Regions from separate parts of the Mus musculus genome. Here regions 2 and 3 are each linked to region 1. The links are chromatin loops, found by intact Hi-C in ENCODE. Cell type or tissue: heart. All regions are shown on one strand. Region 1 holds the start of 1700031P21Rik (RIKEN cDNA 1700031P21 gene). Region 2 overlaps Akap6 (A kinase (PRKA) anchor protein 6). Region 3 overlaps Gm34894 (a long non-coding RNA gene).

What was found. Peaks named below come from ENCODE experiments on the same cell type or tissue, not always from the same donor. Only the 100,000 strongest peaks of a DNase experiment are listed, where the experiment ranks them.
Region 2: it touches region 1 in a loop (6-fold over the local background); 8 of 42 quality-filtered maps call a loop at or near these places.
Region 3: a loop joins it to region 1, with 4 times the contacts of the local background. A loop is called at or near these places in 4 of 42 quality-filtered maps.

Annotation. Positions count from the first base shown.
Region 1 is chr12:52,599,161-52,607,160 of GRCm38, reverse strand. It overlaps 1700031P21Rik (RIKEN cDNA 1700031P21 gene), which reads left to right and starts at 4,839. Exons shown (of 3, transcript NR_045910.1): 1 at 4,839-4,981; 2 at 5,106-5,171; 3 at 7,083-7,177. It overlaps Gm35239 (a long non-coding RNA gene), which reads right to left and starts at 4,208. Exons shown (of 7, transcript XR_001780617.2): 1 at 2,097-4,208. It overlaps Gm23296 (a small nuclear RNA gene), which reads left to right and starts at 2,570; the gene lies at 2,570-2,676. It overlaps LOC115488100 (a small nuclear RNA gene), which reads right to left and starts at 3,373; the gene lies at 3,267-3,373. In heart, a CTCF peak has its summit at 3,123; DNase peaks (open chromatin) are centred at 2,290, 3,290, 3,710 and 4,040; H3K4me3 peaks cover 2,936 bases; H3K27ac peaks cover 2,643 bases.
Region 2 is chr12:52,891,601-52,899,600 of GRCm38, reverse strand. All of the region lies in intron 4 of Akap6 (A kinase (PRKA) anchor protein 6), which reads right to left. Among named protein-coding and RNA genes, the nearest start is that of Gm51971, 97 kb to the right of the region's middle. In heart, a CTCF peak has its summit at 3,679; DNase peaks (open chromatin) are centred at 3,750, 5,480, 5,760 and 6,920; H3K27ac peaks cover 1,275 bases.
Region 3 is chr12:51,841,033-51,849,032 of GRCm38, reverse strand. It overlaps Gm34894 (a long non-coding RNA gene), which reads left to right. Exons shown (of 3, transcript XR_381584.4): 2 at 3,872-6,346; 3 at 7,052-7,365. Among named protein-coding and RNA genes, the nearest start is that of Gm34894, 6.8 kb to the left of the region's middle. In heart, no CTCF peak of the experiment used is centred here; DNase peaks (open chromatin) are centred at 872 and 3,882; H3K4me3 peaks cover 1,669 bases; H3K27ac peaks cover 3,451 bases.

The DNA.
Region 1 (8,000 bases):
ATTTTTGGATAAAACAACAGAATTACTGCTAATGTGAACAAGTAGGATTATTATGACAATAATATTTACTAACAATAAAGTCCAAATGTTCCAGAATACAAAAATAAGTTTTTCCTTATTTAAAAAAATCTGAGGAAATCCTTCAAATAAATGTCTCCTAAAGCTAAGTTGTTAACCATGCCTATTAAACTTATTCTCACAAAAGCAAATCTTAATTCAAGGTTCGACTACTTTAAAAGAGACCCACCTACTGCAAACTTTCCTAAATGCCTCTTAGAAGATGTAATAAAAACCAGTATTTCCCCATGAAAAGACTGGTTGATCACATATACTTTAGGGTAAAAGAGCAGGATTTTTAAAATTAAACTGTTAATGTGGGATCTTAAACAATTTTTTTGCTTGTTTTTGTTTTAGTCCTGGCTACCCTGGAACTCACTCTGTAGACCAGGCTGGCCTCAAACTCAGAAATCTGCCTGCCTCTACCTCCCAAGTGCTGGGATTAAAGGCATGAGCCACCACACCCGGTTTAAACATATTTTGAGTTCATCAGAAGCCAAAGCATTTTAATATTGCAAATGTGTGGTGTAAGACATGAACATAATTTATAGCAAAAGTCTAATACTGAGTAAACATGTTTAGTGTAATGTATGCAGTGTTGACGGGAGGGTTGCAGGATGGGAAAAAAGAAACAGGAAAACACTGTAAGGAAAGACAAGAGTCTATGGGAAACAAAGCAACAAAGGCAGCTAGCTGTGTGACAGAGATAGAAGAGTAAAGAAGATGTTAAGTTTGAATAACCCTGGCAGATTCACTTAACAGATGAGTCTTTCAATAACTGTATAGACTGACTGTGGTGGTTTGAATAAAAATGCCCCCCATAGTTCCATAAAGAGTGGCACAATTATGAGATGTGGCCTTGTTGGAGCATATTTGTCACTGGCTTTGAGGTCTCAGAAGCTCAAACCAGGCCTAGTGGCTCACTGTCTCTTCCTGATGCTTGTAGATCAAGATGTAGAACTCTCAGCTCTTCTCCAGCACTATGTCTGCCTGCATGCTGCCATGGTTCCTACTATGATGATAATGGACTAAACCTCTGAACCTTTAAGCCAGCTTCAATTAAATGTTGTCCTTTGTAACAGTTGCAGTAGTCATGGTGTCTCTTCACAGCAATAAACCCCTAAGACACTGACCGGAAACATATTGAAAATATCCAGACAAATCTCATGCTAACAGAAGGAGAGGAAGAGAGGCTGCTTCTGTGTGTCCACTGGATTTTACAAAATTCTGTGCGACAACAGCCCTAGAAACCAGGGCTCAGAACTAGCACCGCAGGGCTCTAGAACCATTGCCCAGTGAGGGAACAAACACCTCCAATCTTGCCCGAAGAAGGTAATTTGTTAGCTCCAACTTTGGGAAACACCTGGTTATGGAATCCAATGATCCAGAGACTCAGAATCAACACCCCTTTCTTCATTTGTCATCCCTTTCTCTGGTGGCCAACTCTGTGCTTTCCGCGCCAGCGTGCTCTACCCAAGGGTTAAATACGAACATACCAGAACAATGTTTATCAGTGTTGTCTAAAACCATTGGGTGGAAGATTTGTAAAAGCTTGATAATGGAGGTGTCAGGATACTGACTCCATGAGATTTCATTATTCACATGTCAACGTCACATGCTCCTGATGAGGTACAATATCAAGTGCATGCCCTACCATCATGATTGCATACGGCTTTTTTTTTTTAAAGTCAAACTCTCAGCCTCTGCAAAACTACACATTTTCAAGAAACGGGGAGAATAAACAAATTAAGCAACATAAAATCCATAACAACACAATGGACCACATCTAAGACATACCCACAACAAGGTATCTTATTTCTTCAGGAAATTAACAGCCTGAAGAGAAACGAATAATGATCGTTGGAAAATAGAAGTCAAAGCATACCGCCATTAAATAAGATGTGAGATTAAGTATAGCCCTTTATGTTATGACAATTTCTAAGATGGCATCTTTGAAATCAAGTAAATTTGAGAGCGAGCTGAGTATTAAGCGATATAGAAAGGACTTGCTGTAATGTAAGATATAGTAAAGGACTTACTAATGGTAGGGTAGTTAGGGACTTTTGTTTGTTCCCTACTTTCTGTTTCCAATGTGCTTATCCCTAGAACGTTTAAGTGGTGAAACCAACTAGTCTAGAGCTGTGCGGTACGGAGTCTGCCGGCTCACAGAAGTTGAGGCTTCACCGCCCGCAGTCCCGGCATGCCGCGCGGGGAGAGAGCCACGAACTCACCACCTTCCCTAGGCCTCCAGAGGAAGACTATTACCCGACATGCACCGGGCTCTAATTTGCATACCCCCCCCCGTGGTAAACCACACGGACCCACGCTGCCTGCGCAATTCCCTCAGCAGCAGGGGGATTTCAAGAGTCTAGCCACACAGTTCTGCTGAAAAATTTCTCCTTCGTTTTAGGGTGCACGGAGGAGTTCGAGGATCGTAAGCACTAAAATCACCCTAAGTTAAAGAATCTGATTTTCTGAGTCCTTATATAGTCCACGGTTAGGCCTTAAGATCGTGCTCGCTTCGGCAGCACATATACTAAAATTGGAACGATACAGAGAAGATTAGCATGGCCCCTGCGCAAGGATGACACGCAAATTCGTGAAGCGTTCCATATTTTGCAACCTCGATTTTTGTTATCTCTCTGTAGTGTTAAATAAAGTACATTGGGTGTAAACTGAGATTCTAGTTTACAATGCTGGCAACTTTGTATATATCTTTATAAGATGGAGTTTCGCGGTAACAGGTAGGTAATACTAAACCCCAAGCACCCCGGGAATAATGACATTTTTCTCTTAGAAGACTTTTTAGTTTATGAATTTCTTTATTAATCTTTTTTTTTTTTAATTTACATTGATGAATTGATGAGCCCTAATAGGGAAACAGCAGGAGCGTCGCTAGTTCATTCTCTTCCGGCTTGTAGACCCGAGTGTGTGTAACAGCTAAAAAACAGCCTGCCATTAGGATCTGTCTCACTAGGCGCCCCTCTGCATGTAGCCTGGAAGAAACACTGGCCAATGATGCATTCCCCAAATTTAATAACAGCAGATTTTAGTTGATGAAAACAAGCACTAGGGGCCAGATACAGTAGTAAAAAGCTAGGATAGGATTTAAGAATGACGCGCTGGGTTGACTTGGAGACGCTGTGAGGGAGAAGTCAAAAGTTATTGTTTGGAATTTGGTCCAATGACCTGTTCATAGTAAGCAGAGCCAAAATATGGAACGCTTCACGAATTTGCGTGTCATCCTTGCGCAGGGGCCATGCTAATCTTCTCTGTATCGTTCCAATTTTAGTATATGTGCTGCCGAAGCGAGCACGATCGTAGTGTCTAGCCGTGGACTATATAAGGACGAAGAATTCCTGACTTTTTAAGTTAGGGTGACTTTGACCCGCGTTTTTCTCCTAGCCTCCCAGTAAACCCGGGAACAAAGAAAAAGTTTTTTCAGTGAAACTGTGTAGCTATGCTCATGAACCCCTGCTGCTTAGTGGGGATCACGCTGGCGGCGTGGGTCCGTGTGGTTTACCTTGGGGTTATGCAAATTAGCTCCTGGTGCATGTTGGGTAAGAGCCTTCCTCTAGAGGCCTGGGGAGGGGAGTGAGTTCTCTAAGCAGTCCGCTATCCGGCACGCTGGGAGGCTCGCTGTTCTCCTACGTCTGTGTGGGAGCTTGAGAAATGTGTGGCAGCTAAGTGACCAGGGCCCTGACTCGATCACCTACTCCCCCCACACACTAAAACAGGACACTTGTTACCTATGTTCCACTAGTCCAATGCCTGTTGAAGTATGCCCAACCCGCCAGGTGACCCCTCCCCAGCATAGCCTACTCGGTCCCAGAACTATGGGCACCATACTCTAGGAACGCAGCAAAAGCTTGGGGAGGTCCTCTAGAGCCTGGGGTACAGTCTGTTCCCAGCAGGCGCTGCCCGGCCTGGACCCGCGAGTTTGACTGGGCGGCCACGCCCGTCCACTCTCTGCGGGTGGCCGGTCGCAGGTAACGCCTGCCTGTGCACATTTTGCGCAGGCGCCGATTAGGTCCAGGACCGAGGCTCGGGGACCAGGGGCCGCACCCCTTCACAGGTGTCTGGCAGGCGCTAGACGTTGCCTGGTAACCAAACATCCGGAACACAGATGCAAGGGCGGAAGCCCACCTACTTGGCCTGAGAGGGAAATTTAAGGATTTACACTGCTCACTTTGGAGTAGAATAATAGCAGAGTCACTCTTGTACTTCCGTTCCTTTTCCTGTATATTAAATGACATGTTAGCCCTGTTATGATACAAATGTGTAAAACATACCTACTTGGAGGAAATATTTGTTGTAATTTTAAATAACAGCGAAGTCTTAGCTGTTCAAGTCATAGCTTTGTGGGCTGTAAAATGAGGGACAAAGGTCAGAAACTGCTAGTTTGGTGTGGTTTCAGTATTTCTCAGAATGAAGTCTGGGCAAAGGTTTTCCTGTGTGCTTATAATTATCACCATTAGTCGGCTGTGGTGTGGCACCTGCCTGTAATCCCAGTACTTGGGTGGGAAACAGAGAAGAACTAGAAGTTCAAGGGCAGATTTCCCTACATAGTGAATACAAGCCCAGCCTAGGCTAGTCAGCTAAAATTCCTTCTCTTGAGCAGACAGACAAGGCCTATCCTTGTTCCAGCAGCAAACAGAAGAGTCCTCCAAAGGACACTCTGCGGAGGGAATGGTGAGTTGAGCTTCCTTCTATGACGTAAAGGAGGAGTTGCTCACAGAGCCAGGGTGTTCATCCCCCCAAGTTACGCCTAGAAAGCCTTTACCCAGTCGGGATGAAGACTTCTCCACCCAGCCACCCCACTCCCTTAGTCTTCCTAGGTTACAGACTCTACCCCTCCCCTCAGCGAGGCCACTTCTAGTTATGGATAAAATTGCGTACTACAGTAGGTAGGGTGGATACTCAGGTAAGGGTCGCCTGACCTCCCTGCCCCTTTATGAGCAGGTGTGGGTCAACAAGCCCAGCTGAGATGATCTTTTGCCAGTAGACATTACAGAATGTGGTAAGATAGATTTTGTTTGTTTCAGAAGATAGTCCTGTACAACACCTATACAAACTGTCTCAATTCATTAACAAACGAACTACCGAAGGACAAGGCAAGTTACTACTTAATTTAACTAGAGTTTCTTTTTTTTTTTTTTCCCTTCTCCTCGTCCTCCCATCTTTCCTCCAACTTGGCATGAGAAAATAATTTTAAAACTTGTTTAATTGGCACCGGTTTTCTGATATGCAGAAAAAGAAGGGTTATGAAGTCACGCAGAGCCGGGCGGTGGTGGCGCACACCTTTAATACCAGCATTCGGGAGGCAGAGGCAGGCGAATTTCTGAGTTCGAGGCCAGACTGGTCTACAGAGTGGGTTCCAAGACAACCAGGGCTATTCAAAGAAACCCTGTCTCAAAAAAAAAAAAAAAGAAAGTTGGTTGTTTTCTAACAACTTTTGAAAAGTAATAAAACACTGTTCTTCCCCCAGGAAAAACAGGAGTGAAAATGACAGGTCTATTGAATTAAAATTTCCAATTAGATGCTTTTTAAAAATGCTTTGGTGTAACTTTCTATTAGCCTGCCTTTTATGATAATTTTGTATTTATTTACTTTCCATCTAGATTGCAACTTCCCCTTTCTCCTCTCCTCTGAGACCCTCCCTCCCTCCCTCTCCTCACAGTCCCTCCCTCTCACCTCACCTCTCCCCCTCCCCCTCCCTTTGTTTCCATAAACTAACATTCAGATGTCTGAATGAATGCTTAATCAAGCCAACTTCAGGTTTAGGTCAGTAAACAAGCATTAATTTAATGATTTTTATCTCAACATCCCCATGAGGTTAAATGGGTTTTAGTACTTCTTTTAATATTTTTATTGCATTGTTTATTTATTTCCTTTGCATGTGTGTTGTGGTCAGAGGACAATTTGCCAGGAGTTAGATTTCTCCTTCCACCAAGTAGGTTCTAGGGATAAAACCCTCATTCATTGGGCTGGATAGCAAGCGCCTTTACCAATCTCACTGATTTTCAGTACTTCTGAGGACTCCAAAGTATGTGGGTAAGATTTAGTTTTCTTTTCTTTCAAGTGAAAAATTAACTTGAGATAGAGATTATAGAAGAAAACATAGGAAAGTATTTTTTGCAACCTTAGGGTGAACAAAGAGTTCTAAGATAGAATACAGAAAGTAGAATCTCTGAAAAACTTGTCAAACTGGTCTTTATCATAAACAGAGTCAAACTGTTCAACAGAGAGTCAAACTGTAATACAAGACAAATCTCAAGAGAATAATCAGAACCCATCATCAGAAATGTATCAAGAATAAATTAAGATGGGGCTGGAAAAAAGGCTCAGCAGTTAAGAGCACTGGTTGCTTTTCCAGAGGACCCAGGCTCATTCATAGCAAACACCTGATGGCTCACAGATGGTTATCTGAAACCCCGGTTCCAGGCAGTTGACCTCCTCTTCTAATTTCTGAAGGCACCAGGCACATTGTGGAACACAGGCAGACATACATACAGGCAAAACACTCATACCCATAAGAGAAAATAAATCTAAATGGGCAAAAGGTTTAGACAAATATTTAGCAAAAGTATAACAAATGAAAAGCACAATGAAACAAAAAGGGAAAATAGAAAAAGATATATAAATGCCTCCCCTGAAAATGGAAACAAATTCAACAGGCTAATCCTCAGAAAATTGCTCATGTCTGCTAAATACCATCTCACAGTACTAAAATGACAAAACTCAAGAATAAACAAAATCAGGCGACTCTGCAGAGCATCTAGCACTCTTAGGTGATGGGTAGACACTGTCAGGGAGGGAGAGAGGAGAGCTGATACATTTTTGAAGAACTCTTTAGCTTTTCCTGTGCAAAGATTCATGCTAATTATCACCTTGGCATAGTCAGGAGTCACTGGAAGGTGGACATCTGACGTTCCTGTGTGGGATTAGCTTGATATTAGTTGTGATATATATTGATGTGAACTGACCGCTTGCAAGCCAACACTCACCCTCTCCCCTCATTGTAGATGTCATGTGACCAGCTACTTCAAGTTTCTGTTGCCCAGACTTCTTTCCATGATCAACTGTACCTTGAACTATAAGTGTACATAAATGACTCTTGAAATTACTTTTGCCAGAGTATTTTATCACAGCAATAAAAAAAGTGGGAAGTCTTACAGAGGGAAACATATTGGGACCCACCAGTTTCTAATTTCTATTTATACAGGAGAAATTAAGACTTAAATCCATAGATTTGTATAATGTGGGGAAAGATGGATTGTGACATACGGATACAATGGAATGCTATTCAGCCATAAGAAGAAGCCTGTTGCTGATGTGCACAGAATGAATGTGTTTCACAGGTGTGGTACACAAAAGAAGACAACTGGGAGAGGTTTGTGTCATGAGTCTATTCATGAAAGTCTATGCACATGTGCCAGTGAGATGACTCAGCAAGTAAAGGTGCTTACTTGCCACTGAGCCTGACAACCTGAGCTCTCTCTGAGACCTACAAGGTGGGAGGAGAGAATCAATTTCTGACTTTCACACAAGGCACAGGTATTCCCCAAATCCTACATACATAAATCCTACCTATCCTACATAAATAAATGCAATTAAGAAGTGTTTAAAGCTCCCAGGATTCAATGTGGGTGATCTTAAACAAAATGCCCAACAGTGGGGAGATAGAACCTGAAGAGACTACCTCTAGTAGTCAGACAGGGCTTTCAGTGGAGGGATGGAGACACCAACACACCTTCAAGATTTTCAACCCAGAATTGTTCCTGTCTAAAAGAAATGCAGGGACAAAAATGGAGCAGAGACTAAAGGAATGGCCATCCAGTGACTGACCCAACTTGGGATCCATCCCATGGGCAGGCACCAAATCCTGATGAAAAAGTGTAACATAAAAACAAAAAACTAGGCCTTTAGGCCCAGGCTTGAGA
Region 2 (8,000 bases), 290 kb before region 1:
TAAACACCATCTATCGTGGCAGGAGGCCCAGAGTCTCACAAAGAAGAGGTACAGGAAACTGGGATAGCCATGATAGGTCCCAAGACATGGGAAGGGTAGATTTGAACAATGTGGCAGGGGATCCTGCAGAAAGTTGACTTCAAAGTGACTTAGTAAACTAAAGGGTTAAAGAGAATACAAGGTAAGTGGGTACTAAGCAGTTCTTGGGGCTCTATAGAAACTTAAACACATTTAACTGTCACAGCCTTTAGCCACGCATCTATCTTGCCTGTGCTTTTCTAAGATAGTGTCTTGATATGTCCAGGATGGTTTTGAACTCCCTGTGTTGTCCAGGCTGGTCTTGAATTCATGACCCTTTGCCTCCTTCTGTCTTATGCTGGGATTAGTAGTATATTTTGCAGGGGATGTGACTGAAGTACCAAAAAGTCAAGTTATTTACTCAAAATAATATACATGGTGAGTTTAACACTAGAGGGAATGATGGAATTTGGCTTAGAAGACATTATGGCTCCAGAGCCCACCTTATCAGCTGTCATGTTTTGCAACCATACAGCACCAGGGAAACTTTTTAGTCACTAACACACTGCTCAGAAATCTCTTCCTACCAAGAGTGATGTTTCCTTTGCTATGAAGTCCTATCTACTACGCTTCTGAAGGTTCTTTTTTTTTTTTTTTATGTCTTAAGCAAGACTATTCTAGGAGTTCTTGATCCTCTTATATCCCAGTAGAATGTGTTAGCAAAAGATCAGGGCACAATATGACTTTTTATGGATCCTACACCTGCTTTAGCACCCCCTTTGTCTCTTAAACACAATGGCATCCACCACACAATAAAAACCTTGAGATGGAGTGACGATAGGACCAGAAAAAATAGCTTTACTTTGTAAATATAAATTTTAAATTAAGTATTATTTTTGTAAATATGAATACAAATCTCTATACTACAGAAATTAAGGAAATCATAAGCATAGAGTTTCATCAACTCTGCCATATTCAGTTTGGAGGGCAGAAAGGAGGAAACGATAAAGTACTAACTTGCTAACTGTAACGTACACCTTTGTTTCTGTCTCTGCTCCATCTTCTGTCTTCCAAATACACACACGTGGGAGGGGGAAATGACAGATTATCACCTATAAGTGACACTTTGCCAATATGATTTTCTTAAAACATTCAAGAAAGCACAATTACTTCCTTTACCCGAGTTAAAGCATGAGGGTCAGTGGAAAGCAGACAGAGCCGCTCGCTTCTTGGGAAGTAGCCAACACCTTCATTCTCCAGCTTGAAGGACGGAGAGCACGCGGTCCCGACTTACTGGCAGCATCCTTTCGTGATAACACTTTTATTCACAAAGCAAGTCAGACCAGCAAGTAAGACCCTCTGGCTCGCACACAGGCTGATGTCACTCATGACCATGACATAGAACCTAGGCTTTGAGAATGGTTTTTTCCTACCTTGTCTGAACAGAGGACAAGCGACAGTACTGAGAGACATCCCAGAGGCAAGTCTGCCAAGATGAATGTTTCCAGTATGTGACATTTACCTGACCTCATTTGACACAAATTCATACTAGCCCATGCCTAATTCTTCCTGTCTGTCACCTTTGGTCACTCTCTAGGCATCTTATAAACTCTAGCAAGGCCCCGCTCTCCCAAGACATCTGCTTCTTCCATCTTACAGTGCTGAGACTGCATCAGGAATAGTTTCCCACATCCAAGCTTGTTGACATCCAGCCTCACTTTCACGGGCCGTTAAGATTCTCTAAGAGAAGCTCATCCAGAGCCCCATGCTGGAGGAAAACACACCAAAGAATGCTTTGCACAGAAGCAAAGGTTCTTATTGCAGCTTTGTTCAATATAATTGATGCCAACTCTCCAGATTCGTTGGAGAAATCATAATAACATTAAGATTAGCATTCATGTAGTCCTCGTTCTCTGGGATTTCATAAAGCAGTCAGTGCAATGGTGTGGTAAAATATATCACATCTCAAAACTACAAAGTGCACCCAAGCACAGTGGCTCTCACCGCTAACCTCGCCACTCAAGCGGTCAAGCCAGGAGGCTCACCGCAAGCCCGAGTCTGCACTACAGAGTATGTTCCAGACCAGCCTGGGCTACAAAGTTAGATTATATCTCAAGAAATAAAATCAAACTAAAATCATAGAACTTTGATTGTAAACTTGAAGAGACTTAAGTGTTCGTAATTAATAAGTGGAGTTGTGAATAAAACTCAATTGCCCACTGTGAATCATTGGTCAGAGTAGTAGCTTTTCTATCTTTCTTCACTAATAACGGTGGTATTATCTACATATTTTATCAATCAAATGTGATAAAGTATGAAAGGAATGGCTATTTAGTATCTTTCCTGAAATTCTACAAGTAAGCAACAGAGGATATCTTTTTTTTTTTTCAGATTTGTGATTGTCTCCTTCCAAAATACCACACAGTAATGAAAAGTTGTTGTTTCATGTTTAAAGGAGAAGAGAATAATTCACTGGGGTCCTAAGCGTTGCTTTAATTGTATTTTTAAACGTGGGTCAGCAGGATAACTCAATGGATAAAAGCTGCCACACAAGCCTGATGACCTGGCTTGGATCCCAGGACCACGTCAAAAGCTGGAGATGCTGCTACCAGGCCACCAACCCCAGTGCTCCTATGAGCTGGTAGGAGGGGACTGGATAGTCACTCAGAGGTTCATGGGGTAGCCAGCCTGGAGCTCACAAGGCAGAAAAACCCTCCTTCTCTCCCTCTTCCCCTCTCTCCCCCTCCCCCCTCTCTCTCCTCATCTTCTCCTATATCCTTATCTCTCTCTCTCCTTCTTGCCCTCCTTCTCTCAAAATTTAAAATTGTCTTTAAAATGTAAACCTGAATGTCAACGGCATCTTGCTGCTGTAGTCATACGGATACCTGGGTTTCTTCCCTAGTCATGGTCCTTCCATACCAAGAAAGAGTCTACACCACACACACCACACACACACACCACACACACACACACACACACCACACACACACACACACACCACACACACACACACACACCACATCACACACACCACACACACACACACACCACACACACACACCACACCACACACACACACACACACACACACACCACATCACACACACACACACACATACACACACCACACACCACACAGATACACACACACACCACCCCCCACACCACCACCACCCCCACACATCCCACGCCACCCACACACACACACACCACACCACACCACACACACACACACCACACCACAGCGCACACACACACATCACACACACACCACACCACACACCACACCACACAGACACACACACACCATACCACAGCACACACACACCACAGCACACACACACACACACACAGACACACACACCACACCACACCACACACCACACACACACCACACACACACACACACCACACTACAGCACACACCACACCACACACACACACCACACACACCACACCACACACACACACACACAGACACACACACCACACCACAGCACACACCACACACACATACACACACACACACACACACACACACACACACACCACCCTACAATTTTTTTGAGATTTTCATTTTCACATTTATATTTGTGAACAGAACTTTTTTTTTTTTCCAAGAGAACCAGATGCAGTGCCTAGCATAGCCTCACGGTGGTGGTAAATCATCACTAATATTCTGTCAAGGCCCATGGCAAGCTTTGTAGAAACCACAGAAGGCACTGCAGCATTCCTCCTGGGAAAACAAGAAGGGATTTGTTTCTAAGCTGTGGTTCTTCTCAACCAACCTTGAACAATGACCTTGGCACGCTCAACAAATCTATCAGCAGGGTTAATGCAAGGCTGCGTTTCTCTCCTGGCGTTGCCACAACACATTACTCTGAAGACTTATTATTTTATCCCTAAAGAGAATTTTGTGGGCTTATCTTTAAAACCATTGTGTTGATTTAGAATTCTCAACTTGGATTACGGCCATAGTGTTGGCATTTAAGATAACATTTACTGCGTAACCTAACTTGATGTGCTCCCTGAGAACCGTTTATTAAATCTTTACTTCTCCTAGCCCCCAATTTTCAACTTGAAATCTGAAAATTAGCTTTTTCTCCGCTTTTTTTGTTTGTTTGTTTTGTTTTGTTTTTTTCGAGACAGGGTTTCTCTGTATAGCCCTGGCTGTCCTGGAACTCACTCTGTAGACCAGGCTGGCCTTGAACTCAGAAATCTGCCTGCCTCTGCCTCCAGAGTGCTGGGATTAAAGGCGTGTTCCACCACGCCCAGTCATTTTCTTATTTTAAGACAGACCCAAAAACGTAACAAATCATCTTTATGGATCCACAGTTATGTAGTAACATAAACAGCCTACTGCAAAACCCTTTAAAATTGGCCCTAAAGGATTACTGTGCAATTTAATTGAACATTGCGACTGCTTGAAGAACTTTAACAATTGTTATTAGTGTGTGCATATGTATGTGCCATACCACGTGCAGAGCAGTAAGGGGACAGTTTGTGGGACTGATCCTCTCCATTCTCCTTTAGTGGGTCCCAGGGATCAAACTCAGAGCTCCGGGCTTGCACGCCAGCGCCTTCATGCACAGAGCCATCCTGCCAGACCTCCTGGAAGAGTTTGTAAAGCAATAGGGCCTGATTTAATCGCTCTGGGGTAAGGTTTGAGGTTGGGGTGTTTGGGATAACCTCCAGCAGTTGTAACGAGCAGCCACAGCTGAAAATCGCCATGGCTTAGAGGCATGTCCCCAAACGAGGGTCAGATTAATGTATAGAAGCTACCAATCTTATATGCTTAAAAACCTTAAGTAGTTTCCCATCAAAGATGGCAGCTTGGTGACTTGAAGCCAAATCTTTGCCATGAATGTGTTTATTGGATCTATTTAAAAACGGCTCAGATTAAAATTTTAAAACTGAGAGATGTCACATAAAATGTAGGTTTCCTACTTAAAAAAAAAAAATCTCTTGCCGTACAAAGTCACATTCCCACACAAATGGCATCTGCAGCTGAGAGGTGTTGTCCTTTAGACATGTTGTGTAGGCTCCAGTTGAATCAGCCCACTGTCCCTCATTTATGCATCCTATACGACTCATTTCCACAATCCACCTGGTCCCTTGGATCATTGGTTTATGACCCTAGTCTAGAAGAAGCTTACACTTAGCTTCTTACAGTCATTCATTCATGTAGTCATACATTCATTAAACAGATTCATTTCGTAACTTTGCTGTGCAGATATTTGGCATTCGATTCCCTCTCTGGCCCCTTTCCTTCTAACTTCACAGTCCCCTCCTTTCACCAAGTTGTTCTAAGCAGCAGTTACAGCAAGACATATCTGTAGCAATAACACGCTGGTTCATTTCTGAAGCTCCCTGGTGACCTGGACCAATGGTGTGTGAACAGAAGAAATATGTCAAACATTCACGTCCACAGAAGAAAGCTGGCTGCCTTTCTCTCTTTCTTTCTCGGGAGCTGGAGTGAAGACAAGGTCCAGAAGAGTAAAGAGGCAGGGATGAGAGAAAAGATGGAAGGAGAGAAGACGCGGAGGCGGGAGTGGGGTGGGGGTGGGGCTGTGGGCAGAAGGGGAGTTCTCAGGTTCTCCCTAACAGGACAGTGGGGTTGCTTCACCCTTTGCATGGGGAATGGCCCCCATAGGCCCACATACTTGAACACGTGCTCCCCAGCTATTTGCTGCTGTGGTCATGGAACATTAAGGAGGTGGAGACTTGCTGCAGGAAATGAGTTTCTGGGGCTGGCCCCGAGGTTGACATAGCTTTCCACATCCAGCTTCCAGTCTGGCCTCTGCTTCCAGTTCTGCTGAGAAGTGAAGAGGCCCAGCCATGTGACCCTGTCATGAAGTTGCCTGAGGTCACGCCTTCCCTGTGTCCCTTCTAACTGCATGCCAAATGAATCCCCTCCCTTAAGCTGCTTGGTCAGGTATCTGGTCACAAAGACAATGAGAGATGCCAATTCAAGGCAGAGGAAAATCTAGATGTGTAGCTCATAGTGAATTACTATACATATCACTATGCATTTTATTATATTATGACTTATTCTTGCTTTGAATAGGAGATGCAACCGTGTTGCAAACAGTGGGTAGACAAAATGAACAGAACTTGGATTTGACTTGTGCTAGTGAAATAACTCAGTCACAGGAAAGACATCGTGTCATTCCATGCAGATGCTGCTGGCAGAGCCCTAAAAGTTAGAGACAAGGAGCTGAGAATGAAGGGGGCCGTTTAATGGCATAGAGCAGCAGTTCTCAGCCTGTGCACCAGAGGTTGCCTATGGCCACTGGAACACGTAGGTATTTACATTATGATTCATAACAGTAGCAACAAAAATAGTTGTATGATTGGAGGTCATCCGAAGTCGAGGAACTGCATTAAAGGGCCATAGCCTTAGGGAGGTCGAGACCCACTGGCAAGTTTCAGGCTTACAAGAGGAGAATATTCTCACGAGCTGTTTCACAGGAATGTGAAAACCCAGCACTCCTGAACTGCACACCTCACATGGTTAACACAGCGAGTGTGAGTCTTGGTAACCACAATGAAGGAAAAACGGAAAAGGAAGAAAGCGAAGGGGTCGTGTGATGATTGCCACAGTCGGGGTGTGGTCACGGATGTGTAGGCACATAACCAAAATGAAGTCTGTAAGGACGGGGCCCGTCTGTACCTATCTAACTGTGGGGAAAATCATTGTTAAAACCAGTGTCACTTTAATTCATTCTCCTACTTTTACAACACACTCCACCCACACCTTCCCAGCTTCATCTCTGAGCACAAGGACAGCTGCCTCTGTGCAGACATGAGGACAGTTTTATCCAACCCAGTTACAAAGAGCAAGGGATGGGCTAAGCCTGTGCTGCACTAAATCCAAAATAATTTACAAGCGGTGACATCTCCAGCTGGCAGCGAGCTCTCAAAAGCTGTGTGTCTATGTCTCTGAGAACGAAATACAGCAACAGCTGGGCCAGTTGACTACGGCCAAGATACCGTAATCTGGCGTTTGAAGACATTTGCATCTCTGTAGAGAAATGGGCCTACCTGTGTCATGCACCTATCAATTTAGTGCCACTGACTCCAAGTGACTAGTGTCATCTCTCAGGACAATGTTCTCCAGAAACCCAGAGTGTGAAAAGAAGGCCTTGAACTGTATCAAAGCTTATCTGAGTGTCTTCACTGAGGTCTCTCCCCCCCCCCTCTCTCTCTCTCTCACACACACACACACACACACACACACACACACACCAGGGCTGCATTCCCTCCTGGGCACTGCTCAACTGTTCCAAGAGTTTGGATCTACTGCTCAGTAGATCCGAGAATTTCCCACTTTAGACAAGTGGCTGTTTCCCCACACAGTCATTACGAAAAGTTCCCACTGTCCATTTACTAACCCAGAAGCGCTTTTGTGAGTTTGGTAAATGGATTTTTATCTATTCGTATGATTACTGTCTTAATTCCTTGGCATTTTACACTCTCTCACAGATCAAGTCCTCTCTAGAGTTAGCAGTCACATGACCTTCAGCTCATTTGATCCTCAGATTCATCATCTGCAAAATGGGACAGGTCTTTCCCCCCCACCCCTAGTGGTCTGTACTGTTTTTTCTAAATATTTATTTTTTATTAGATATTTTCTTCATTTACATTTCAAATGCTCTCCCGAAAGTCCCCTATACCCTCCCTTTACCCTGCTCTCCAACCCACCCACTTCTGCTTCCTGGCCCTGGCATTCCCCTGTACTGGGGCATATGATCTCCGCAAGACCAAGGGCCTCTCCTCCCATTGATGGCCGCTTAGGCCATCCTCTGCTACATATGCAACTAGAGGCACAGCTCTGGGTGGGGGGGGGGGAGTACTGGTTAGTTCATATTTTTGATCCTCCTATAGGGTTGCCGACCCCTTTAGCTCCTTGGGTATTTTCTCTAGCTCCTTCATTAGGGACCCTGTGTTCCATCCAATGGATGACTGTGAGCATCCACTTC
Region 3 (8,000 bases), 760 kb after region 1:
TGCTAAGCATGTGCCCTACCACTTGTGGAAGAGTGGCTCTTATGCTTTGATTTAATGGGGAATCCGCCTGGCTTGTTTTAATATTTTTATTTCAAGAATTATTATTAAATTTATTATCATTTGTTATTATTATTATTAAAGGTGCACGTCTTTAATCCCAGTACTCAGGAGGCAGAGGCAGGCAGATTTCTGAGTTTGGGGCTAGCCTGCTCTACAAAGTGAGCTCCAGGACAGTCAGGGCTACACAGAGAAACCCTGTCTCGAAAAAAAAAAAAGAATTATTATTATTAATGTGTGTGGTGGGGATACGTATATGCCTTAGCACGTGTCTCAGGTCAGAGAACAACTTTTGGGAGCCTTTCCTTTCACTATGAGTTCTAGAGACTGAATGAGGTTGGCAAAGTTGCTGTATAAGTGTTTTTTACCCACTATGCCACGTGACCAGCTGATGGCTTCAAACTCTTAATATTCCTACCTTGTCCTCCCAAGTGCTGAGGGCATATCAATAGCTGACCCGGCTATTTTTAATTCAGTTTAGCTCCTGTATTTTTAGTGCCAAGATCAATCTGAACAATCTGACTTCTGGAGTCACATAAAGCTGAGACCAATTATCTTGGCGTTCATCTCAGATGTCAGCTATCAATAAGCTCTGCTAAGAGAAATGTCTATTTGTTTGCTTGTTTGTTTGTTTGGGTTTGAGTTAGGGTTTTACTTTGTTTTGTTTCTAGAAAAGGCCTCGTAGCCCAGGCAGGCCTGAAACTCCCACGTAGCAGAAGATGACTTTGAACTTCTGATGTCCCTGCCTCCACCTCCCAAGGGCTGAGACCACAGGCATGTCCGGTTTTATGTGGCGCTGGGGAATTTCTCACATGTTAGCCAGGCATTCTGCCAACTGAGTCACATTTCCAGCCCTAACCGCTGCCCATTTAAGAAGTAAGGAAATAACAATGTACAAATTTAAAAACTCAAACCAAATTCTTGGTAGAGAGAAGTGAGGCGGGTGAGAGAAACCTCACACAGGAAAACCAGACTGACACCATTCTAGGGTACAACTTCTTAGAACTAAGTCCTAATTCCTCAGTGCTGAGAACTGCCACTCCAGAGCTCACCTCTAGACTAGACAGGGGCTCCCTGGTCTGTGGGGCCACTGCCTATATAAATCTGACAAGTCCGATCATTTTTGGAGTAGAACTAGAAGCCGATGCTTCCCACAGACACCAGGAAACTAGCTGGACAAGCATGCAAGGCACTCACCGTCACTATCAAATTCTTTCTCTCTCAAGATCTATCTATCTATCTATCTATCTATCTATTTATTTATTTATTTATTTATTTTTGGTTTTTCGAGACAGAGTTTCTGTGAATAGTCCTGGCTGTCCTGGAACTCACTTTGTATGCCAGGCTGGCCTGGAACTCAGAAATCTGCCTGCCTCTGCCTCCCGCGTGCTGGGATTAAAGGCGAGCGCACGCCTGGCAAGATTTATTTTATTTCATTTTATTTTATTTTTTTTGAGACAGGGTTTCTCTATATAGCTCTGGCTGTCCTGGAACTCGCTCTGTAGACCAGGCTGGCCTCGAACTCAGAAATCCGCCTGCCTCTGCCTCCCGCGTGCTGGGATTAAAGGTGTGCGCACGCCTGGCAAGATTTATTTTTAATTATGAATAGGTATATGTATCTAAGTGTGGGTTTGTGGACATGAGTGCAGGTACTTGGGAGGAGGAGTCAGTACCTCTGGAAGTGAGTTACAGGCAGTTGTGAGCCGCTCAGTGTGGATGCTAGGAACAGAACTCAAGCCCTCGGCAGAGTCCTGTTCATTTCTAACCCGAAGCCTTCTCCCCATCAACCAGATTCTAACTGAGGGGAAACTAATACCCAGAACATTTATGTGGTAAACAAAACGTTTAGGCTGTCGGTTATCGGTGTGGAAGAAGAAGGATGTGAGGGAAAGCAAGAGGCGGACTTCCGGGTTACGAGAGATGTTTTATTTTGTGAGTTGGTGTGACCCCTCTCCTGTTTCTTTGTTATTGTTCTTGGAGCTACTCAGATATACCTTTTTGCTTGTTTGTTTTTAAGGCGGGGTCTCATGTAGCTCTGCCTAGTCTCAAAACTGCTATGTAGGCAAGGCTAACCTGGAACTCCTTCCCGTTCCTCCGACATCACCTTCTCCTTTGAAGCATGCATCAGAGCCATTCACCATCAAGCCCGGCTCCATATATTCTGTATGTTAAGTTGGGGTTTTGTCTTATTTTTCTAGACAGGGTTTCTCTGTGTAGCTTTAGCTGTCCAGGAACTCACTCTGTAGACGAGGCTGGCCTTGAACTCAGAGATCCACCTGCCAAACACTAGGATTAAAGGCATTTGCCATCACACACACACCCCAGCTTTACATAGGTTTTATATGTGTTATAAGGCACTGAACTTACAACTTTTCTTATAGGAAGCTTTATTTCAACTATGTTCATTTGGGTGTTATGTATAGAAACAGAATGAAAGCAATCTATTTGGGTGAATTATTAAAGTGAAACATTGTTGCGATTCATCATGTGAAGGTGTGTCTCTCTGTATATTCAAGTGTTAATGCTGTGCTTGCAGAGAGCTAAACATTAGCAGGATCTGGTATTGTTATTTCCTTGGCCCATCACTGGTCTCATATTTTGTAAATATTTGTTCTCCCTCACCTGCCTAAGGCAGTCTAGAATTGTATCTCATCGGCTTTAATGAAGGCCCATAGCTGAGCAGGAAGTGGAAGGTAGGAGATAGGGACGCTGGGAGAAGAGTTGGGACACAGGAGATTCAGCAGCACGTGCGGAGGTGGACTGAGAGCCCTGGCGGAAAGGTAGAACTGGCCATGGGGCAGGATGCAGGCCAGAATTAATCAGGATAGAGTCCTTGCAAGACTGCCAGCTAAGGCCTGAGCTTTAAAATATTAACAAACCTCTGACATTATTTATATAGCTGGCAGGTCTATAGAAAGTCCTGTTATAAAATATGATGAATAGAATATTATTTAAGTGCTTAAAATATGGTAAGGGAGAAAAGGCTTTTAAGTTACCAAAACAAAAGTGACAAAAACTAATAAGCATATGATGACCTCAGCCATAATAGAGCTGGTTCTTAGCAAAATGGATTTTAAACATCTCTCCTTATATTTTTCTTCTGTTGTTTTGTTTAGGTATTTGTATTTGGTTTTTGGAAATACAAATTCAAGCCAGGCAGTGATGGCGCATGTCTTTAATCCCAGCACTTGGGAGGCAGTGGCAGGCAGATTTCTGAGTTCGAGGCCAGCCTGGTCTACAGAGTGAGTTCCAGGACAGCCAGGGCTACACAGAGAAACCCTGTCTCAAAAGCCCACACCCCCCTCCAAAAAAAAGAAAGAAAGAAAAAAGAAATACAAATTCAGGTTTCAAACTCTCAGGCCTCCTGTCTCAGCCTCACAGGATACAAAGCATGGGTGACTGGCCTGATGATGTTCTTTTTAATAGTTAAACATTTTACTACCAAAGGAAAACAGACTGTTAGCTGGGTCTGGCAGAACATGCCTGTCAATGGGGGGTGGCCGCAAGACCAAGAGTTCAAGGTCATTCTCAGCTCTCAGGTACCCTGGGCTGCATGGGATGATGGATCTTGACTCAAGAAAAAGAAGAAAAATGGCTTTTACAAAAAAGCATGTTTTGGCCCCCCAATAAACCAGTATTGCCAGAAACTGCTCTGACTTCTAAGGTTTCATGCCTGAGAAAGTTTTCATGGGAAACAATAAAGGTCACAAAACAACTTTCCTTCAGATGTCCTGCCCTGTGCCGCAATGTTTGCCAAGAACTGTTTCCCCGCCTCCTGGTTCCTCTCATTGGCCCGTTGGTCTTTCCATCACAGGTGACCTCCAGTATCTTGGTCCCACATAGCTCAGGGTGAAGAGCTGAGTAATCCTGAACCTGGGGCTGCTGCCGGAACAACCTTTCACACAGTGCCCACTGCTCCCGGTTGCACAACATGTTTGACTGCGAGAGATAAACGCCAGGTTTACATTTGACTCCAGTCACCTTCGGGGCCAGCAGCCGGAGCCTGTAAACAGCACCCACTCCTTTAGAAAGGCGCGACTTTCCCAAAGTCCTGCCTTCCGAGCGCTGCGCCAGGCTGGGAGGAGGTGGACAAGGAAGGGGAGTATTCCAAAGAAAAAGGAGGCTACAAGCAAGCTCTCGACTCTGTTTAGGAAGAAAAGGAAGAGCCGAGCTGAAGCATTGGCCCTGCGGGGGGTGGGGGTGGGGCTCATTTTGTGAACTGGAATTTAAGAACTAAAACTAGTCCCCCTAACGTGTTTCTGTTTACCCATCAGAAATCAATCTCTGATTGGAGCAGGTACTTTTTCCTCCGTAAAACAGGCCAAAGAGGAAACGGAACTGTCTTAGTACTAAAATAATCTGTAATTTAATTGATGTTGCATGTTAGGCTTATTGAAGACACCACTATGAGAAGATTCTGTGCTTTGTTTTCTGACACTGAAAACTGCAGGGTGGGGGCGAGAAAAATCCCCCCACGACTTCACACAGGTTATAGGAGGAAAACTAATAGTCGAGAAGGAGGGATTTCAGTGGATTCTTTCAAGAATAAACATGTCTTACTCAGATCTTGAAGCCTGTGACTATCGAGTACATCTAAGTACATCGAGTTCCTTCTGTTGGTTGAAGCTAGGTTTGCTGCGTCTTGAGTCCAGATGGAACAATGACACTAAGACAAAGCCTTAAGCAATTTTGTTTGCTAATAAGATGTCAGACCACTAATGAAAGGGCAGCTTGCTTTGGCTTAGGAGAGCAAGCTTCCCATAGAAAGCAGCTCCTAAGTGTGAAAGAGCAATATTTGATTCCCTTCCTCCCTAGTGGTAAAAAAGATGTTTTTGAGTGGCTAGCAGAGAGGAAGAGAAGGCTAGCCGTCTACTGATAAGATAGGATCATAGGAACATTTGTTTGGTTTTGCTTTGCAGATGGGGACTGAAGCCAGGGAAGCTTGCCTGCTAGGCAAGCACGCTGTCACTGAATTATCCCTCCCCACCCCCACCCCTCCGGCCCACATAGGGAAAATTCTGTAGTCGTTAAGATCGCTGTCGGTCCAGCTGCCCTTCTCCAAGACTGAGTAAGACATTGTGAGCTCTTTAAGAAGGAGAATCACTTCATAGTTAAATTATGCTCATGGACATTACACGTGCCCGTTCATTAATATTTAGGGAACACACCGGCCTCAGCAGTTCCAAACACCTGAGTATAGACAATGCTTCTTCCAATGTGGACAGGAGTAAAACACCAAAGTTCATCTTCTGAATAATGAACCACCAGCTTCAGAGTGTAAATGCTGCCTCCTCCAGAGGCTAAGGGCCTCTCTTCCCAACCCTACTCCCCTCTATTCTCCCACTTCCTTCTCCCCTTCCCTATCCCATTTAGTTTTCATTTTTGCTCATTGTGCAGCCTGACTGCATGAAGCCCAGGCTGGCCAAGAACTTGCTTTGTAGTCAGTCCTTCCTTCTGAGCCAGCTGTGTGCTGGGACAGCATTCTGACACACAATAGGTATTTTTTTCAGTTCCAGGTATCAGAGCCAGGACTTAGAGGTCTAGGTAGGTGTAAGTGCGCTGCCATTGAGTTCCGCTGCTAGCCCTGAAATAGAGTATCTAGCTCACCGGGGGGGCTGCAGACTCTAGATGATTCTGGCCCTATCTATCTCTTAAAAGTCAATATCTGGTCCATTAAAAAAAAAATCACACAGGAAGTTGATGTGGGAGCATTGAGAATTCAGGGCTATTCTGGGCTCTATCACCAAAGTTTGTCTCTCAAAAACTAAAACCTGATAGAAAGAGTCAACATCAGACCCAATGAAACAGACATTAAAATAACAGATTACACCTATTTTGGAGAATCATCTATGTCTCCTCCCTGTTGGAAAGCTATGAGTGTATTTTTTAAAATGAATTCACCTTCAGCTGATGTATACTGTATTGTTGAGCAATCAGAGATTTCTTTGAGTTGATTTTTTTTTGTAGAAATGTCCCCAGAAAGCAATTTGAGCGATGAAGAATTTTTGTTCTTATCACAGTCTATTGCAAACAACAGTGGATCGTCCTGAAGTACATTTCATAGTTTTTATTTAATCCTAATTATTTTTATCATTGTTGTTGACATATCATCAAGCTTTTGACCTCCTTTCAGAACGTGCTCTTACTGACTAGAATGACAAAAGCCTCCGTAGTCCATGGGGAACCTGGAGGAGTGAGACAGATCTGCTGCTAGATGCATTCTCTCCACAAATGAGGCGAGGACCCTGAAGCCAGGACAGCAACTCAATGGCTTAATCCGGATCACAAAGTCAGTCTTGGCTAAAAGCCATTAGTGGATACTAGGTTTCTGATAAAAGCCCATTCAGTCCTTCCACTAAGCCACTTTCCTTTAGATAATTACTGTATAAAAACTACTGAGAATGGAAAAGCATCTGAAGCAAAGCAGATACAATTTCAATATTTAAGAAACTTTATTTTACAATAATTATATGATGTACAGAGTATGGGTAAAGGCAAATCCATAAGTGTAATATTTGTAACTTTAAAAAAAAATCTCCTGCAAGAGACAACTACATAAAAACAATCATACTAAAATTAAATTGGTTTTAATCTGGTTAGGGTTAGGGGTTTTGTTTATTTGGTTAGTTGGTTTGGTTTTCTGCATTCTAGGGATCGAACCCAGGCAGGGCCTCAGAGATAGTGGGCAAATGCCTTATCACTGAATTCCACCTGTAACTCTGAATTGTTGTTGTCCCTGTTTGCCTGGTTTTTGGTTTTTTGTTTCTGTTTTGTTGGTTTGGTTTGTTTTGGTCTGGTTTTTGAGTTAGGATCTCACTTCTTATACCTGGTAGGCCTGGAACTCACTGTGTAGACCAGGCTGTCCTCCAATCACAGATATGCCGGCCTCTGCCTCCCGAATGGTGGCTCATGCCACCACACCCAGTGCTCTGAGTTAGTTTTAAATTAAAGTATTGATTGTACACCTCATCAAGGAATTTTTTCTTTGCAACAGATGAAGGCAATTACAGAAAACCACGAACAAAATGCAAAGTTGTTGTGGACCTCAGTCCCATTGAATACTTCTACAAAACATCTCCTGCACGTAAGGCTCAGGGAACATTGCAGAAGTGGTAGGGAGACTGTGTTTTGTAAGAACCAGAGGGTCAGGGTTTTGCTGGAGACTGTGTCTTCTAGTAATGTCAGAACTATACCTCTAAAGTCTCACCAGCATGACTGCCAGTCTTATTTAGGGTTTCTATTGCTAGGACACACCACCATGACAAAAAATGCAAGTTGGGCCGGGCAGTGGTGGCGCACACCTTTAATTCCAGCACTTGGGAGGCAGAGGCAAGTGGATTTCTGAGTTCGAGGCCAGCCTGGTCTACAGAGTGAGTTCCAGGACAGCCAGGGCTACACAGAGAAACCCTGTCTCGAAAAACAACAACAACAACAAAATGCAAGCTGGGGAAGAAAGAAAGGGTTTATTTGGCTTACACTTCCATATCAGTTGTCCATCACTGAAGGAAGACGGGACAGGAACTCAAGCAGGGCAGGAATCTATAAGGAGCTAATTCAGAGTCCATGAAGGAGAGCTGCCCACTGGCTTGCTCAGCCTGCTTTCTTATAAAATCCAGGACCACCAGCCAAGATGTGACCCTGCCTACAATGGGCTGGGCCCCCTCCCCCATCAATTACTAATTAAGAAAATGCCATACATCTGGATCTTATGGAGAGATTTTTCTCAATTCCAGCTCCCTCTTTTCAGATATCTCTGGTTTGTGTGTCAAGTGGAAAGACTAGCCAGCACACTGCCTAAACATGAGCTGAATAAAGATAACACCAGTGGGCGTACCAAAGTGGATGTGAATGTGGTGGTGGTGGGGGTGTTAGACGTCTGGCCACGGTGGTGAAGAAAGACCATGAGAATTCAATCTTACACAAAGGACTAAGAACAATGTGGA